4 separate regions of the Homo sapiens genome follow, and regions 2, 3 and 4 are each linked to region 1. Evidence: chromatin contacts called from ENCODE Hi-C data. All regions are on one chromosome and are shown on one strand. The core of a region is the stretch at or near the end of the contact, and the rest is flanking DNA. Distances in the headings are between cores, read along the strand shown. Region 1 holds the start of PLSCR1 (phospholipid scramblase 1). Region 2 holds the start of XRN1 (5'-3' exoribonuclease 1). Region 3 holds the start of U2SURP (U2 snRNP associated SURP domain containing). Region 4 holds the start of RNF13 (ring finger protein 13).

The links. A loop is a pair of places that touch in the nucleus more often than their neighbours do. Pooled maps may share reads with other maps.
Region 2: a loop to region 1 is called in a map of IMR-90, with 23 times the contacts of the local background. The contact joins the promoter of XRN1 here to the promoter of PLSCR1 in region 1. A Hi-C loop is called at or near these places in 2 of 168 maps with a recorded cell type or tissue (IMR-90 and naive thymus-derived CD4-positive, alpha-beta T cell) and 11 of 50 pooled maps.
Region 3: a pooled map shows a loop between it and region 1 (11-fold over the local background). The contact joins the promoter of U2SURP here to the promoter of PLSCR1 in region 1. A Hi-C loop is called at or near these places in 8 of 50 pooled maps.
Region 4: a loop to region 1 is called in a map of B cell, with 12 times the contacts of the local background. The contact joins the promoter of RNF13 here to the promoter of PLSCR1 in region 1. A Hi-C loop is called at or near these places in 2 of 168 maps with a recorded cell type or tissue (B cell and naive thymus-derived CD4-positive, alpha-beta T cell) and 9 of 50 pooled maps.

Annotation. Positions count from the first base shown.
Region 1 is chr3:146,542,426-146,547,282 of GRCh38, reverse strand. It overlaps PLSCR1 (phospholipid scramblase 1), which reads left to right and starts at 2,676. Exons shown (of 9, transcript NM_021105.3): 1 at 2,676-2,816. RefSeq lists an enhancer at 2,347-2,826.
Region 2 is chr3:142,445,187-142,450,043 of GRCh38, reverse strand. It overlaps XRN1 (5'-3' exoribonuclease 1), which reads left to right and starts at 2,007. Exons shown (of 41, transcript NM_001282857.2): 1 at 2,007-2,174. The coding sequence starts at 2,100. ATR (ATR checkpoint kinase) reads left to right here. Exons shown (of 47, transcript NM_001184.4): 47 at 442-809. The coding sequence ends at 615. RefSeq lists enhancers at 2,010-2,289, 3,822-4,181.
Region 3 is chr3:142,998,657-143,003,513 of GRCh38, reverse strand. It overlaps U2SURP (U2 snRNP associated SURP domain containing), which reads right to left and starts at 1,944. Exons shown (of 28, transcript NM_001080415.2): 1 at 1,841-1,944. The coding sequence starts at 1,885. It overlaps PAQR9-AS1 (PAQR9 antisense RNA 1), which reads right to left. Exons shown (of 5, transcript NR_125393.1): 5 at 2,424-2,487. LOC100289361 (a long non-coding RNA gene) reads left to right here and starts at 2,047. Exons shown (of 1, transcript NR_034032.1): 1 at 2,047-2,669. RefSeq lists enhancers at 1,583-2,232, 1,507-2,506, 3,506-4,506.
Region 4 is chr3:149,810,371-149,815,227 of GRCh38, reverse strand. It overlaps RNF13 (ring finger protein 13), which reads right to left and starts at 2,013. Exons shown (of 10, transcript NM_183381.3): 1 at 1,875-2,013. RefSeq lists enhancers at 2,170-2,279, 2,145-2,656 and a silencer at 2,490-2,639.

The DNA.
Region 1 (4,857 bases), core at 1,427-3,926:
CACTCTGCATTAAAAGACAAGCCTTTGGAGTTTTTTGTTTTGTTTTGTTTAAAAAAAAAACAGAAACCATGAAACCATGAACACAAAGAACACATAGAAGCAATTATTGAAGGCCACCATGTCATCAAATGTGTCTGCACTGAGAGCATCATTCATAGTGGCTAACTGCATTGCTAAAGCTAAGAAGCCCTTTACTATTGGTGAAGAATTGATCCTGCCTGCTGCTAAGGACATTTGTTGGGAACTTTTAGGAGAGGCTGCAGTTCAAAAAATAGCACATATTCCTCTTCTGGCTAGCACCATAACTAGATGAATTGATGAAATAGCAGAGAATATCGAGGTACAATTGTTAGAGAGGATTAATGAGTCACCATTAATCCTCTCTAGCAATTGGTATGCAATCCAGGTTGATGAGTCTACTGATATTGACAACAAAGCAACAATGCTTTTTTGTGTGTGATATATTTTTCAGGAAGATGTGCACAAGGATATATTATGTGAATTTTTGTTGCCAATCAAAACCACAGCTGAAGAACTATTTGTCTTTGAATGATTACATATCAAGAAAACTGAATTGGTTATTTTGTGTAGGTATATGCATGGAAGGAGTGGCTGCCATGACTGGATGGCTTTCTGGTTTCACTACTCTGGTCAAAGAGACCAGAATGTGAGTCTATGCACTGTGTCATCCACAGAAAAATGCTGGCTAGCTGAAAAATGTTACCTGAACTTAACAATGTTTTGCAGGATGTGACAAAAATAATCAACCACATTAAAGTACATTTTCTTAACTCACATCTGTTTGTGCAGCTCTGTGAGGAGATGGACACTGGGCATGCATGTCTTCTCTTATACACAGAAATGAGATGGCTTTCTAAAAGTAGATCACTGGCTGAAATTTTTGAATTATGAGAGCTGCTCCAGAGATTTATTTTAGAAAATCAGTCACCATTGGCGGCACATTTCAGTGACACAGAAAGGGTTGCAAAACTTGCTTACTTGTGTGATGTATTCAACTCGATCTATGAACTCAACTTGTCGCTTCAGGAGAGAAGGACAACTGTGTTCAAGGAAGCAGATAAATTGGTTGCATTGAAAGCCAAACTGGAATTATGGGGGCAACGAATGAACATTGAGATTTTTGACATGTTTCAAACATTAGCAGAGATTTTGAAGAAGACTGAGCCAGCAGCTTCTTTCTCTCAGCTGATGCATGATCACCTATCTTAGCTTTCAAAAGAGTTCGAGCATTACTACCCAACCACAAAAGAACCCTGAACTGGGAATGAATGTATCCATGACCCATTTGTGAGTAAGTCAGGTGAATCGATTTTGTCCGTACTAGAAGAGGATCAATTGCTTGAGATCACAAATGATGGTGGCCTTAAAAGTATGTTTGAGACAGCTTCAAATCCCATGTTCTGGATTAAACTCAAGGTGGGATATCCTGAGATTGCCACAAAAGCACTGAAGAGTCTGCTTCCATTTCCAACATGCTATCTTTGTGAAGCAGGATTTTCTGCAGTGACAGCAACCAAAACAAGATTACGGAGTAGACTGGACATAAGCAACACACTTCTGGTGTCACTGTCTCCCACCGTTCCCAGATGGGACCTTCTAATTGCAGGAAAACAAGGTCAGGGCTCCCACTGATTCCACATTATGGTGAGTTGTATAATTATTTTATTATATATTACAATGTAATAATAATAGAAGTAAAGTGCGCAATACACGTAATGTGCTTGAATCATCCTGAAACCGTCTGCCACCCGGCCCTGGTCCATGGAAAAATCCTCTTCCGTGAAACTGGTCCCTGGTGCCAAAAAGGTTGGGGACCACTGGTTTATCCAGGGTCATCCAGGTTGGAGTGGGGTCAGGAGAAATGGGGAAATTTAGGTAAAAGTATACAAAGTTACAAACACGTAGGATGAACAAATGGGAAGACCTAATGTACAACATGAGGGCTATAGTTAATGATAGTGGTATTCAGGATTTATGCTAAATAAGTAGATTATAGCTGCTCTTGCCCCAAGGGGGGAAATGTGTAATTATAGGAGTTGATGGATATGTCATACAAATAACTTAAATACACAGAATAAAAACTATTTTAGTTTAAAAAGGAACAATATTTATAAAAAAATAAAGTGAGCTCGAAAACATTCAAATAACTGCTTAAAAATTAAAAAGTAATATCACATAATTTAATAGAAGGAAAGAAAGAGCAAGACAGCAAGAAAGAAAAGGCACCATAAAGAAAAACAATTTTGGCCCCTCCTCATTTGTAGTCTTAAGCTGCCTCTACTCCCTCGCCTTGAAAAGCCACGGGCTTCCGAGGGATGGAGGTCAAAGCCAGAGTAAAGAAAGTTCCCGGGGGAGGCCACTCCCCAGCTGATGACTTTCCAGTTCCAGTTAGTGTCGGAGTCCCAGTTCCTCTCCTTAACCACCGGACAAACGTCTCTGGAGTCTCTCCAATGAGCAAGAAAGCAAGTCGGGGGTAGGGGAGGGGCCTCACACCAGGGGGTGGGCGCAGTCCCTCCTCCAGCTCCTTCACCCTCCAGTAGTCTCGTGGGTCCCCGAGCGCCAGCGCGGGAACCGGGAAAAGGAAACCGTGTTGTGTACGTAAGATTCAGGAAACGAAACCAGGAGCCGCGGGTGTTGGCGCAAAGGTTACTCCCAGACCCTTTTCCGGCTGACTTCTGAGAAGGTTGCGCAGCAGCTGTGCCCGGCAGTCTAGAGGCGCAGAAGAGGAAGCCATCGCCTGGCCCCGGCTCTCTGGACCTTGTCTCGCTCGGGAGCGGAAACAGCGGCAGCCAGAGGTGCGCGGGCGGCTTTCTCTGCCGCCTCCTGGGGACTTGGGCGCGGGAACTGCGCGGAGCCTGCGCTGGGGCCAGGGCCGGGGTCAGGTGTGGAGGGCAACTTGTGGGGAACCGGCGCGAGGGCCCGCAGGTTGTGTTTGCTGCTCTGGGGGTGGAGGATGTGGGGTGAAGGTTGGGGCCAGAAATGCAAGAGGCCTCTGAAAGGGACCCTGGAAGTGGAGCAGGTACACGGCAAGGGGCCCCAGGCGGCCCAGCGGCACCCGGGCTCACCCCAGAACCATTCGAATGACAAGGGGTGCCCTGCCTGAAAACGCCTTGCGGGGCTCAGCTTCCCCTTAGCTACACTGCTTTACAGGTAGAGAGCGGCCCTGAATCCTGGGTAGAGTCTGGGCTCAGGAGCATGTGCCAGCGTAGTGGGGCTATTAGAAGGAATGGTTAATACAGCCTGCAAGCTGTCATTTATCAGTAAGTATTCAATGAAGTCCGCCGGAGCCCACATCTATGCTAGGCCCTCTACAATACCAGCTTAGGAAAGATAGTGGCGGTATCTAGCACGGTTCCTAAGACCATTAGCTCCAGTCAGGCTCCCCGACTTTAAATTCGGCCTCTACTGCTTCACGTCTGTGGACTGTCAGCCACTTTCTTCTTATATATGTTCTTTCCATTGCCTCATCTCTGAAATTGTGTAACTATTAAATGAGCTACAGAGTATTAATGTAAAATTCTTAGAGCAGTGCCTGGCGCTACAGAAAGTACTCAGTGAAAGTTAGCTCTTATTATTTTAAATATTTGACAAAGTTCCTGCTTCTCCAAGCTGATTCTCTGGTTCCCAGGTGGTTTCATTCATGCACTGTTATTCCTGGAAGTCTTGGCATGGCCACTTCCCAGTTCCAGGAACAGGCAGTCGTTGTTTTTTCTGGCTTATCACATTGAGATACATGGTTACTACAAGTGACACTTAAACGTGTCAGACAGTTTGGGGGCTCCCTTCTTGAACTTTTTCTAAGAGCAAACCTTTGTCTTAATGCCACCCTGTTTACAACAATAGTAGGGCTTTGAACAATGAGAAAATGCGGGGAAATGAAAAAGACATATAAAGGGAAAGAGTGGATTTATGCAATTGGATAGAAAAGTGGCATGTAAAATAGCTGGTTTATAGATCAAACTGCCTTTAGATCTGTAAAGGAGCTTAGAGTACATACAGGTGGAGAGACATCAGATGTGTGTGAGCAGACCCTTATGTACTTCTCCATCTTCATCTCTAAGAATGTCTCCCTCTTTTGCTCTGTAACCTCACTCGTCTTCCTTTACTTGAATGAGGGACGTTCCTCCAGCTCAGGAATTCTACCTATGGAGTTCCCTCTATCTATGATGCCCTCCAACACCCCACCCACCATACCTCCATAGACTAGTTGATTTGAGACTTCCTTCATCTCCTAGTCTGACTTTTCTTAAACCCCCTACCACCATCTAAGTTAGTGCCCCATAACCCTTTCTTATAGCAACATTAATTTTATTTATAGCACTTAGAGTATTTTTAATAATATATTTAATTCTTAATTGTCTGTCTCCCCTAGTGTCTAGGTATTGTGCTCTAGTGCCTGGTATAGTGCCTTGCATGCTCTATGCCTTCAATTAATTCCTTTAAAACCACACAAGCTTTATATTTAGTGAATATTTATATAGGAAGAATTTCTATGTGTATATATGTGTATCTGTGTATATACACACTGTATTGCACTGCCCTGAATAGTGCTAAATTAAAAAACCAAAACACTTTTTAATCAGAACTTAATAGTTGCACTCTTCAATTTTCCATATGTTCTTTTAAGAAGTGATTAGAAAAAAATGATGTCTCCATATGTTGTCTGCTGCTGTAAAAGAATACCTGAGACTTGGTAATTTATAAAGGACAGAAATTTATTTCTTACAGTTCTGGAGGCTAGGAAGTCCAACATAATCATGTGTTGCTTAAATACAGGAATACATTCTGAGAAATGCATCATGAGGCAATTTTGTGGTTGTGAGAACGTCATAGAAT
Region 2 (4,857 bases), core at 758-3,257, 4.1 Mb after region 1:
CATTCAGATATGCTTAAGAAATTGTACAGTTCCAAGTAGCTCACTTAGAACACCCATTTGCATGTACTAACATAATGTAAATATTAGGCAGTACAGCATTGTTATTTGAATATTCATTGAAATGTTTAAGTCCTAAACACTTCCAAAGCAGATTTAAAAAATTATTTTTCTAGAATTGTAATGTGTAAATAATTCCCTGGTATTTCACGTAGTCCAGAAACATGTCCAAGCAGTTGATGTTGAATCAATCTTGCGAGCCTCCAAATCAGTATCACAAGCTAACTGTATTTGTTTAATTTCTTCTTTTCCTGTATTTGCTCTTACAAAAGGGGTATTGGTCAGTAAAATGGTATTAACATTTATTAAATGTCAAAATATAAAGAAAGGTAGTAATTCCAAATTATTAACATCTGTTTTTGGTTTTATGTTTCTTCTTTTTAGGCCAAGACCCATGTTCTTGACATTGAGCAGCGACTACAAGGTGTAATCAAGACTCGAAATAGAGTGACAGGACTGCCGTTATCTATTGAAGGACATGTGCATTACCTTATACAGGAAGCTACTGATGAAAACTTACTATGCCAGATGTATCTTGGTTGGACTCCATATATGTGAAATGAAATTATGTAAAAGAATATGTTAATAATCTAAAAGTAATGCATTTGGTATGAATCTGTGGTTGTATCTGTTCAATTCTAAAGTACAACATAAATTTACGTTCTCAGCAACTGTTATTTCTCTCTGATCATTAATTATATGTAAAATAATATACATTCAGTTATTAAGAAATAAACTGCTTTCTTAATACATACTGTGCATTATAATTGGAGAAATAGAATATCATGTGTTCTTATGGTCAAAAACTATATTTGCAAGAAACAAGCAAGTCTAATTTCATTTTACAACTTCTATTGATTTCCTTTTAAAAGTCCTAGCTATTGTAAGGATTCACTTGAAGAACAAAATTATATGGAATAAATACTGTGGGCAAGGCGTTGTGCCAGACTTGTGCATAGAGCTACCCTCTCCTGCCCTCCAGGAAGTGACAGTCTAGTAAGAGAGATATATAAATATAAATAGCATATCATTAAGTTCACTTAATAAAACTTTGTTTTAAAGTGTGATAGGGAAAAAATATAAGCCAAGAAGCGTGAATGTGAAAACGAAATAAACATTCTGTAATTTGTGTGATGCTGCCATACTGCAGTCCCAGAATGCAGAATCCAGTGGTCATGAAAGACAGCGATACTTAACATTTCCTGAGATCTTAAAATCCAAAAAGTATTAAATGTTTAAGGTTTTTCTGTAAGTTTTCATCCAGAAGACTTAAATACAAAGTAACGGGTTAATACATTCAAATAAGTGGAAAACTCTTACATTTAAAACTGATAATTTCACTTAAGTTGATAGAACTCTCCTTTGCTGTGCGGTTGAAAGTGTGATGGGGAAAAATATGATAAACCCGGATGCAAGAATGTCAAAACTAAACATTAAATGATTTCGTATCCAAGGTCTTATGTTAACAGTTGCGGGGGGCGGGTACATGGGAAATTTTTTTGAACAATTTGGAAAAGAACGTTTTTAAACGTATGTATTAAGAAACGTAAGTTTAAATTCCTCAGAGAAAAAAAATTATTGACAAAACAACAAACTAAGCCAAGTAAATCACCAGATCTTTCGAAATCTGAATGAAAAATACTGAGATTAGCAACCCTAGGAGACAAGCGGAACAAAAATCAGTGTTCGATACCCTTCCCACACCTTCGTACGGTTTTCATGCCACTTCCAAATCCACTTAGAAAGCACAACTCTATCATGGGGCATTTTCGCCCCTAAGTTGCAACACACCAGCAAACCTCCGCAGATTCCCTGACCGCCACTGGACAGTACCGCGGCCCCGGCCGCGCGAGGCCCGGAGGGCTAAGCCCCGCCCCTCGGACGGCCTCGGATCCTGCCGCTCTAGGCCCGCCGGGCGCTCTCTATGGTCGGCCGGGCGGTGTGTTGTCATCCGCGGAGCGACGACCGGAGGCTGCGGCGGAGCCCCGGCGGGGCGTTTGGTTTCGGTTTGGCCCTGACTGGGATTAGTGTTGACGATCGAAATGGGAGTCCCCAAGTTTTACAGATGGATCTCAGAGCGGTATCCCTGTCTCAGCGAAGTGGTGAAAGAGCATCAGGTGGGTGAGCGAGGGGCAACGGCTCAGAAAGCCGAGGACCCGGGGCTCCGCGGCCCTCTCCACCTTAGAGCTGGGGCTTTCGAGCCACCTCTTTCCCCTCGTCGTCTGGACGATTAGTGGCATTAGGGAGGGGGACGGAAGGTTTGAGGACGCCCGGATGAGCCGAAAGGGGCTAAGGACGCAGGTTGCCTGTGTGTGGACAGAGCCGCTGGGTTCACGGCTTCTCTGACAGCTCTTGCTTCTGCTGGTCCTTCCGCGACTCCGAAATGAAGTCCTGGGAAAGAACGCTTTTACTGTTCTCCGGTTTCCTCCCGGGGAGCTGCAAGTTGCCTTTTTCCTTACAGAGGCTGCGAAGCTGGAGTGGGTGTCCTCGTAGGTTCCCCCATCCCACCCAGAGCGGCAGACCCACTTACAGACGATAACAGCCGCTTCCGCACGCAGTCACCTTGTTTACTTTCCCTGATCTAGAGCGCGGCCCACCCGGCCCCCGGAGCCTAGACTTTCCGACGTGGCTGATGGTCATATTGGTGATGCCTTTTGTTACTTTCTGTTATTTCAAAAGCAGCACCAATCCCCTGTTGCCAAAACAAAAAACTCTTGGGCCAGCTGGGGAGTGGGGCGTAGGACCTTTTATTTGGAGGCCTCACTGTGTGACAGAGGGGGTTGGGAAACGAATTGATAGAACATTAATACTACTAATAATATTTGGCATGTACTGACCCCAGGACAACGTTAATGTGTAGATTCCGAAAACGTAGTTTATATATTGGAACTGTGGAAAGAGAGGAGAAAGCAGTCGTCTATTAGGTAAACTAGACTTTGGGTGATACTTTGGTGTTTGTCACATTTAATGAATTTGATCTCTTTTCTGATGCTTTACAGAAAAAAAGCTTGAAATTTGTGTAGCTGATTGAATCAGTTGTGATGGGTAGTATTGTAAATAGCCTATTAAATTATGGTTTAATCGGCATTTACGAACATGAAGGTAGTTTACTTCTGGAAAGGAGTTTTTGTTGCTGGATTCCAATCAGATTTGGTAGATGAGAAATAGACTACAAAAAGTTTCCAAGGTTAGCTTATCTTGAATTTATTTGAAACATAGATTGAGTTAGGTTTAGAGAGGTATTTTTTTCCCCCGGGGAGGGCTAAAAAGGAAACCAGTACATTGCAGAAATGGAGACAACCAACTTTGGCTTTTCTTGCATCCTTCAGTCAGTACCTGCTATATATCAGTCACTTTATCTCTAAAGTGCAAAAATAATGCGATTGTTATTCGTGATGATTTAATACATAATTTGTTCAGTAATATTTTTATTCTGTAGTCTGTGGCACAGAATTTGGTTTGGTGAAAATATCTTAGATTCTCTCCATCCTGAGGAATTTTGTTACTGAAGAATGAAAATCTCTTTAATGCAGTTTTATGACATGGACACTAAGGATAGGTTTTGTGAAAGCTTTATATAGAAACTGGGAGGAGAATTATTTTTAAATTTCACTGTAAATAAATTTTAAAATTTGGTTCATTGTTGTGATACCTTTCAAAAATGTTTGATTAAAAAGAGACCAAAGGTTATCAGCTTCTCTGTTAAGTAGAACTTAAAGATGGTAATGCCTAAATAAGTCACAGGCATTCAAAAGCTAGTCCTGGGCGGGAAGGATAGGGAGAAGAAGTAAGTTACGGGAAGTCAGTGGTGTGGCCTCAGTAGCATAGGTTTTCAGTTTCTCTGAATCATCTTGTAAAAACAGAAAGAGAAACTAGAAACCAAAGTTTAAAATCCATAAAACAATTACAACAAACCATGTGACATGCTATCCCCATGAAACTCAAAACATAACTAGGTGAGGCAAACTATCAATAGTCTCTAGACACCGTTGATATTGCCATCTGTGCAAAAGCGAGAAGGAAGCAATGGGGCAACATCTGATGAACCTTAGAACAGAATTCCAGAATAGCCAGCGGTATCCACTAAAAGACTGTGCTGGCCAATTAGATAGCGGTAGCTGAAACAGAGGAGTTTTATTCACTCCATTATTGACTGGGTGAAGGTCTACCATAAGAAAGACCAAACAGGCAGGAGTAGTCTACCTCCTGTGAACACTCAAAACTGACTTGCCAAGGTGCCATTCTAGACCAGAGCCCTAAGGAAAAGGGAGTGGAATAAAGTCTTACGGAAATGTTATGCTGGAAGTGGAATAAAATTTTATGAAAGGGACAATAGAGACAAGAAGAGAAGGAGATAGACCATATAAAAGTGAGGCAAAGTCATAGAATCAAGAAATCTTAGAAAACAAACCACAAAGCAAACCACTGTATTTTTTAACACTACCCAGAAACAGCTTTGTGAACTTATATTCCCTGAACCTCTACTCATTCTAAAAGTTCAAGAAAATTAAATTCACATAAAAATGAGCTACAGAAAGGTATTGAGATCAAATTACATACAAAGTTATTATACGAGAAAAAGGGACAGAGTATCTCTCCAGACATAAAAACTTGCAATGAAAAAAATGCACACAAAATAGACCAAAATTATAACCAAAACTATTATCTATTTCACAATGAGTTAAAAGGCATTAAGAAAATGAGGTAAGACATGAAAGAACAACGTGTATCAATTATGAAAATGTGAGAATGAGATGACAGAGAAAGTTAGAAGTAAATGAAAAAAAAATGCAGAGCTGA
Region 3 (4,857 bases), core at 695-3,194, 3.5 Mb after region 1:
ACTTCATAGACATTATCTCATTTGATCCTTATATCAACCATGTAAAAAAAGAATTATATCTACATTACAAATGAGGGAATTGAGGCTCCAGAGTTTAAGCAATCTGCCTTATTATCGCAAATATAATTAATTACCAAGTCAGGATTTGAACCCAAATCTCTTGTTAACAAAATTCATAATCTTCCCACTACATTATGCAGCCTCCAAATTAGTTAAGATATTCTGATTCCTTTCACAGACATCAGTAAGAAATCTGCTAATAGCATCAAGAGATTATAATCTAAGGCAATATAAACAGAAAAGATTACTGGATAATCCAATAATTTATTTATTGAGAACAGCCATACATTCAGTCATGAGAAGCACTATTTTAGAAGGAAGCCTGAACACAGACATTGAAATGTTTTCAATGTATCCAAGACCTCAAGTAGGGAATACTTAAAATATTACTTTGAGAAGAAACAAAAATTGTGAGGCTTATGCACGACTTGTTATGAACGTAGCTAGCTTTAGTAATAGCTCCCTAACGGTATGTTCTTGTCAGGAGTCTGTTGAGAAGAGTTGGTAGAGCTCGCCCCCAAAGAGAGGGAGACGAGAAAATGTACTGAGGAGGGGGAAAAAAAACTGACACAATACCTTGTAAAGAAGCCGAAACTGGCCCCTCACCAAAGTTTCTATGTAACTAAACGATGTCTGTTAAGACCATTACTAATTATGAATTAATTATTTTGGTGTACATCGTTCACCAAATGGCATAAACAGTCGGATTAGAGAAAGCAAGTAGAAAACGAGTTATGATGTTTCTCAGAACTGTAAACGCAAGCTTCTCTCCTACCGTAAATTTAACTTTCTAATAGCCGATTTACAGTCACACACTCTTTAAGATTTAACAGTCCCTAGCACCTGAAAGTGTTACACAGCTTCTTGCATCAGCATCGGAAAGTTTAACTACCTCGTGGCAGTACCAATTACTTTTAATATATTCGAGACCAGAAACCCAAACCAAAAAACGATTAAATGTCCCGCCCAAGATGGCAACTAAGAACCCAACCGTACTAATGCTTAACTACTACCACAGCTCACTGGTTTCACAATACGTGCCCAGGGTTCCCTGTAAACACAAATGCAATTTACTAATCGTATGTAGCTTACAAGTCTACGGAGCTTCTCTTTTCACTGTTTCTTCAACATAAAGAAAGAGACCACGAGTCCTCTACCCTCAAAAGTGCTTTTTACTTCCCGTTAAGGTAAAGACCACGTGTAGACTGTACATTAACCTTGGCTATGCAGCACTGCAAAGGAGAGCTGCTCCCGCCTCTGCATTTCCCACTCCGTGTCTTTGCCCTAGTGGTCCTCCCCTCACAGCTGGCGACCCTAGAGGTTATTCATTCCTTGGAGGGAAACTGAGGGAGGCCGGAAGTGAGTGAGATCCAAAACCGAGAAAAAAGCAGCAGACATTTAAGCACCGGGAAGCGATTCCCGCCTCTCTCCCAGGCGCTGTCTGGCGGCCTCAGGGCGCAGGAAGCTGAGATACAGGAGAGCGTTTTCACTGCTTCAGACCTCAATCTGAATTCCTGATTTCACTCCAATGCCAAGCGCGGGCCGAAGCACTCACGCCTCCACCCACTGGGCACGCCAGTCTCGAGCTGAATCCCGGCTGGGACTATGGGGAGATACCAGGCCTCTCAACCTGCGCACAACGGTGCGGCGGCGCCCGGGCCTACCGTCGCGACTAGAATGCAGACCCCAATCCCAATCGCCTCTCACAGGCCAGAAGCGTCTGTGGGCCCCAAACGACAGTGGTAGATCCGCTGACTTACGAAATTTTGTCAGAAATTACCTTTGAACTGGCCTTCTGAGATCCGCCTGGCGTTTTGTCCGCCATCTTGAGCTTTGCCCCTCCTTCGGCGGCGGCAGCAGCACGGGCGAGTCGAGCACCGAAAGAGCGGATCTCAGTGAAGCCCGCCAGAGGCGCCTGCAAGGCTGAATAGTCGACTGTCGAGATAGCGACCTTAGGGGCAGCCGCTCACGTGACTTCCGGTGTCAGTAATTTCCTCAGCCGCGCTCACTCCGCTAGTTTTCCTGGGAGTCACGGTGCTTGGTCGCGTTATTGGGTCCGGGAATTCAGAGAATCAGGGCCAGCTGATACTTCACCCTCTTATCCCAACGCCAACCCTTGATAGATGCGAACCAGTCGTATTTCCTTTGTGGGAAAGGAGTCGCTTTTTAAAGACGTGCACTGGCCATCTAGGGAGGAGCTTTTACTTCAACTCAAAATAGGACTGGAGCTGACTGGTGACCTGGCGCTCGATGGACGGAAACGCTGTTCTTGCCGCTTCGGCAGCTCCCATACTGGTGGGAGAGGCAAACTTGCAGTCTGCTCATCTTAAGATGGTGAATGTTGAGATAGGGTTGCTCCCGAAAAGCCGAGAAGAGGAGCCGTTTGACCCAACTTGAGGGTGATCCGATAGACACTCTTTAGGGCGTCTGCAGAGTGGGTGCGCGTGGAGACAGTCAATAAGAGAAAATCGTAAATACAGATGGTATTCTAAATCTAGCATGCATGTAAAGTTGTGTGACATTTTAAAGATTACATTTTACACTTTAGTATTGTTTTCATTTTTAATCACATAAATGGGGGAACACCATATTAAACTTTTCTGAACTTAGTACTTTTTTAAAAAGTTCTTAATCAGGGCCTAGATTCAAAGACGGAAAGCTTGCTTGAGAAGGCCATGCCCGAATCAGGCCAGGCAAGGAAAGAAAGGACATTCCAGACAGAGGGAGTAATTGAGGTAAAAGCCTGTGGCATGAATCAGTACAGCCGATCGTGCAGGTCACCTAAAGCAGTCGTTTTATTAGACCAGGTGTGGGGAGGGACGTGGTTGGACAGGGGTGCGGGTGCAGGTTCACACAGCGCCCTGAGGTCACCATCGTGCTTAGGAGTTAGAATTCTGTTCTCAGAATGAAGATCGGCCTTTAACAAGGTTGAAATGGTCAGATTTTTATTTTAAAGTATTGCTCTGAGGACTAGGGTGGGAGTGGAGGGCGTTTGTGGACCTCTCCCTAAATCATTTATTCAAAATATTTTTGAGCCCCGTTTTGTGTGTAAAAGCCTGCCCAAAGTGTTGTAGGGCTTACAGAGACAGACAAACATGCACTGTCTTCATATGATTTAAAACTTAATGAGAAATGGAGGAGACAAGGAAACCGCAAACTGACACTATGCATAATTAAATTGATGCTGCAAGGAAGGATCAATAGCTGAGGGACCTCTGAAAGAAGTAATTAATTCTGAGAGTAGGAGTGAGGAAAAGAGACGGGGCGGGGCAGGGGGGGGGGTGGTCATAGAGAAGAAAGCATTTGAACCAGCTCTGAAGAAGTAGAATTTTGTTGAATGGCGGGGGTGGGGAGCGAGGGAAGCACTTAGAACAGGATCTGACACAAGGCTGGCTCTCAAGAAAGATTAACAGACATATATGCCAGCCACTAAGGAATCAGCAGGCCAGGCCTCCTATTCTCTGTGAGGGTATGAGGGTAGAAGAACAGACAGTAAACAAGAAATGATCTGAAAGTGACAAGTGCTACACATGAAATTAGAATGACTTGCACCCTCCAACCCAATTCAATTTACTTCTACTGCTGGATTCTGTCATACTTTTTCAGTTCTGGGCCTCTTCCCTCAACCTTGCCCTGCCCTCTCATTGAAGTCTAATCCAATTCTACTCTGGGTGAAGATGTCCCTTCCTCCAGGAAGGCTTACAGTCCTCCCTCCCCACCAATCCTAAATCAGAGACCCTTCTGTTTCCAAGGAACCTATACTTTACCACTTTGAAGAGCTCAGCACACTAGATCTTAACAGGGTTTTGTTTTGTTTTGTTTGTTTTGAGACGTCTCGCTCTGTCGCCTAGGCTGGAGTGCAGTGGCGTGATCTCGGCTCACTGCAAGCTCCGCCTCCTGGGTTCATGCCATTCTCCTGCCACAGCCTCCCGAGTAGCTGGGACTATAGGCGCCCGCCACCACGCTCGGGTAATTTTTTGTATTTTCAGTAGAGACGGGGTTTCACCATGTTAATCAGGATGGTCTCCATCTCCTGACCTCGTGATCCACCCACCTCGGCCTCCCAAAGTGCTGGGATTACAGGCGTGAGCCACCGCGCCCAGCCTAGATCTTAACTGTTTATAGGATTAGAAAGTGAAATCATCAGCTGAGATGAAGAGGAGAAGTGGGACTGGGTATGCCTTGTGGTGTTCTGACAATGCCACAGGCTGATTTTGTCACTAGAAAGTGAATATGTGTAGCTTTTCAGTCAAATCCCCAAAGTCCTACTTATTTTAAAAATAATTTTTACTAAATACTCCTGAAGAGTCAAAAACAAAAGAATGCAGACTTCTTTCCTCTCTTCTTTTTTATATTGTAAGCCCCAAAGCAAGTCAGACAAATATGATGTGACTAGAAATAATACGGGCCTTTATTAAGGGTTAAGTACGCTTTTAAAAATTCAAAATCATTGCCAGGCACAGTGGCTCAGGCTTGTACTCCTAGCACTTTGGGAGGCCAAGGCGGGCAGATCAAGGCAGGCAGATGGCTTGAACCCATGAGTTCGAGACCAGCCTGGGCAACATGGCAAAACCTTATTTCTACAAAAAAATATTTAAAAATCAGCCAGATGTGGTGGCATGCATCTGTAGTCCCAGATAGGAGGCTGAAGTGGGAGGACCACCAGAGCACTGGGAATCTTGCCATTGCACTCCAGTCTGGGCAACAGAGTGACCCTATCTCAGGAAAAAAAAAAAAAAATTGAACATCACAATTATGAGTAAGAATTCTTGATACGTGAAATTCTGGCCCTATTAC
Region 4 (4,857 bases), core at 764-3,263, 3.3 Mb before region 1:
TCAGGCCTACCCTCACTTAGCTAAAGTTAGTGCCTGTAAAAGTTCTGATAAATCTACGTTATTCTGGAATGCAGAAAAATATCAAGGGAAGAAAGCTGAATGCTAGCAACAATTTATGCCCCTCCAAAATTATTGAGAAAATTAGCTTTATACAAGCATAGATGAGAACTTATCCCAAACCCTTCAGTATTATACCTCTCAAACCAAGATTCTGTCTATGATTTGCATTACACATAGAGACAAGATGTCAAGCTGCCTAGCTTCAAACAAAGGCAGAGGTTAAAAAAAAAAAAACTAATAAAACAGTTCTCATTCCCTACATAGAGAAAAATAACTGTGCCTCTCTCCAACAGTTTCCAACAAAACAAAAAAAAATTATGTAATAGACAAATTTTGTTTCATTTAATCCTCATAACAACTCATTTCTTATTTACGGAAAATGTCACAGAATTAGTAAATGGCAGAGCTGAACCCAGCTTGACTCCCAAATTTGGAATTTAGTATTTTGAAACATTTGTTTTTGCCATAATCCATAATACACTTTACATTTCCATCTTCCTCTTGACACACACATACTGTTAAAAACTGAAACAAAAGCTTCTTGCCATAATATTTACTTTTATTCCATACAATGTCCTCTGGTATTTTTTCTTTCTTTATAAAGCTTATGTCAATGTACTAAATTGATTCTAAAATCTATTAATGAATCCTTATGGGCCCTGCACTACAGCACTGCACTACACTTCCTGCACTACAGCACTGCACTACACTTCTTACCTCCTGTTTAAAGTTCTTTTTAATTGCTATCACTGTCCAGTTTTGTTACTTCGAGATGGAGCTAATGTCCACCCATTAAAAAACTGTGCTTAAATAGCATAAACTCTTGAAAGCCCTACCTTAAATCTTGAATTGATCTGTTTCTCCAGAAGAACTCTTTGGAGGCACAGCCACCTTACTTATTTATATTGTATCAAAAACTGCAGATGTTCTCCTTGGAGAACAAACACATCATTGTTGAAAGGAATGCATCAGTTTTCACTGTTTCTGCTGCATCACTGACGAACAGTAATAGCCGGGCAGGTTTGGGGCAACAAGAGAGGACCCGAGCAGCTGCCCACGGTGCTGAAACTGATGATGAAACGACAGTTTTGGAAATTTACTATTTACTATTGTCAGATTAGGACAAAATAGAGGAATTTACCAGACACTGGCAGAGAAAACTGAGTGGCCGCCACCAAAGTTGCATGAGTGCTTCCGGGATACTGCTGTTTGGCTTCGATGTCTGCCCACTCTCTCTTTCTCTCTGGGACAAAGTTATTTAATAAGTGCAAGTCAAGTCAAGTCAAGCATACAGGCAGAGCTGCTGACTGACCGTAGTATCTGGCCCTAGCAGGGGTTAAGTCCCAAACCTGCAATCTGAGCTTCCAGGGAAAGAAAAAGGGGGTGGGGGTAAAAGAGAGGAAGTGACTGCCCTCCTTCTATTCAGAGACAAAACAGCCCCCTCAACTAAAGTCAAGCGATGTGCCCGAGGACGTTGCGGCAGGTACTTGACCAAGAAAAGCCTTCCAAACATGTTTTCCAGGCAGGCTCTTGCAGCCTCAAGAAGGGAATGAGAGAAGCAAAACCGGTAACTCAACTTTGGACACACACAAACTCGCGGAATGAGAGTGCAGGGGAGACTCGGTCCCCCGAGGGCAAGGCTATTTTATTCCTTTTGCAAAAAGCCTAATTGACTTCTCACCCAGCTCTAGAGGAGCAGCAAAGACCTCAGCAGCAGGGCCGACTCCGAGCTCGAGGGCCAACAAGCGGGGTATGTTCTCTGGGCCGCTCGATAACGAGCTGCCCGGCTGCCGCGAAGCCGGACAGGGTCTTACCTTGAAGTCCGGCCCCCGCAACACAAACAGTCTTGCCAGCCGCGTCGCTGCGGGAGAAGTCCCTACCCTGATTTCATGACTGAATATCCGCACCGACCCCCACAGCCCGGAGTACTAGCAGGGACGACAACACCTAGGCGAAGCGGAAGTCCCGCCCCACGCGCCTCATTGGTCCGCACCCAAAGGCACAGAAAACCCACTGGGCAACATGGTTGCCTGTTAAGGCTCTTTCCCACTCTCACGCGGAGTCTCGCTACTTGCTCTAGCCCGGCTCGGAGAAATGCCCAGTTTGCGAGTCTCGTTCTTGGCCGCGTGATCCGTCTTCCCTGGAAGGGAAGAGCAGGGTGGGGCAGGCGTCTGCGGAACTGGAGCGCGGCTGAAGAAGCTGCTCTTGGCAGAGGAAGGGGCAGGCTGGCAAAGTGGATTGGCTGTGGGCGCCTGCCGCTAACCATGTGCCCCTAGAAACGGAGACCGTAGGGTCTGGAGGGCGCGGGACCGAGCGGGCAGGGCCGGTCGGTCTGATCTGCTCCGGCTGTTGGGACAGAGTAGCCCAAGATTCGGCTGCCGGGCTGCCCCCGGGCGGGCCTGGCCCTGGCGCTGACGCGTCTCTTCCCTGCACACTACACTCACCCGACCTACTAAAGAGGCGAGGGCGAGGCCTCATCCGCCCGCCTTCCGTACCGTGCCCAGTCTGAGATCAGAGTGGGTGGGGACCGTGGCCACACCTTAAAGTAGGGCTCAAATTGTTAGAGATGCGAGCGGCCCGAGGTCTGAACGCCAGTCCCCTGAGGCCTGGCTCGGATCCACGCTGGCATCAGCACTCTGGGCCTGACACGCGCCATCCCCGGGGCTTAGCAAAAGTCAAACCATGTGATTCAGGCCCTAGGTCAGCCTTTTAAAACCCTTGCCTCCTTTTGATGAACCAAAAATCTCCTCCCCTGCCGCCCTTCTGATAAGCCTTCCTTTCTGGTTGTCTCAATCTTAAACCAGTCGAAACTTAAATTACCGGATTGTACCATCCACATTGATTAATCATTGCCAACTCGCCACCTTACAAAAGCAGTGTGACTTAGGCAAATATTACAGAGTCCTGAAAGAAATGTCAGGAGACATAGAATCAGGCACTACTTCTGCTTCAAATAATAAGGCACCCTTAATAAGGCCTTTACAGGCTTCAACTCCTTCAACATCATCTTTTAAAAATGGTGGCGAGGAGGCTATCACACAGAGTATTAGTAGAATACCATTGGATGTAACTTGTCACTTTGATTGCTTGGAGAGCCCTGAGTAGGTGGGACACAGCAATGGGGAAAAGACTCTTTCCTTATTGTGTATCCTTTTGTGCCTTTTGAATTTTGAACCTTGCAAATATTACCTACTCAAATAAAATTCAAATACAAGAAATTTAAGATCAAATTTTAAAAAATTAAATAAAAGCTATCAAAGGTACTTTCCTCTTCTGTGTATCCTATGAGTATTCTATGTAGTCTTAACTTTTCATTGGTTGCAAAGACATTCAATACTTAAATCACAATTCTGCCTTTAAGAAAGTCATAAATAAAAGTCAGCATTGGGAATATTACTAAGAAGACTAATTAGTATAAACACATTTATAATATCTCTATAAGCATTTTTTTCATTAAATTATCCCAAATTGGTATATTAAATCAGATTTCTTGCATAACATCAAAATAAATTTTTTTAGGCCGGGTGCGGTGGCTCATGCCTGTAATCCCAGCACTTTGGGAGGCCAAGTCAGGCGGATCACTTGAGGTCAGGAGTTCAAGACCACACTGGCCAACATGGTGAAACCTCGTCTCTACTAAAAATACAAAATTAGCCGGGCATTGTGGTGCACACCTGTAATCCCAGCTACTTGGGAAGCTGAGGCAGGAGAATCGCTTGAACATGGGAGGCAGAGGTTACAGTGAGCTGAGATCCCACCACTGCACTCGGGCATAGGCAACAGAGCAAGATTCCATCTCCAAAAAAAAAAAAAAAAATTAAGTCCACAGAGAGGAGCTTTGGGTTTTGTTGTTTTATTTTTATTTATTTTAGAGACAAGGTCTCACTCTGTTGCCCAGGCTGGAGTGCAGTGGTGAGATCATGTCTCACTGCAGTCCAGAACTCCTGGGCTCAAGTAATCCTCCCACCTCAACCTCTGGAGTAGCTAGGATTACAGGCATGTGCCACCAGGCCTGGCTAATTTTTTTATTTTTTTTAGCCTTACAGTCTGGCTATGTTGCCCAGGCAGGTCTCAAACTCCTGGCCTCAAAGGATCTTCTTGCCTCGGTCTCCCAAAGTGCTAGGATTACAGGCATGAGTCACCACGCTCAGACAAAGAGCTTTGCTTATTCCTTAAAGGCACCTTGAGTACAGAATATTTTACTTCTGGTTTCAACCTGCTCTTCAGATAACAATAGGTATAGTTCTCTCAACTATGAACAAGGTAATGTGTCATTTGTACTGCATTTAGGCTACACTCTGCAAAAACATTTACTCTCCCAACCTGTGCTGAAAAAGGTAAATTGGAAAAAAATATATTGGAAAAATGTATTAATCTTTCTAAAGCAGATTAGACAGTAAGATTGACAGATATCATAATTACAATTTTCAAGAACATGAAGGGTTAATAAGGCACGTGATACTAATATACCACTAATTATCTTTTTAAAAATCAAAATGTGCTTTTAGGGTGTTGTATCTAACAGGTTTTTTTTTTAAACCTTCCTAAAAAGTACAAACAGATAGCACGTAAAAGTAATTGTAGAATCTCCTGCTTCCAAAATATTGTAAGGCAACAACAACAAAAAAAGACAGATACCCAATTATGTAATTGTCTGAAATGGCTTAGAAATAGTTCTCCCTAAATACCAGAAAGAATGCAGGCTGTCTCCTTAAGCACAGAGATTAATCAGAAACCTTAAACAATTCTATATATTATCATATTTAGAAACAGAAAAAAAGTAATTTTAGAATCAGA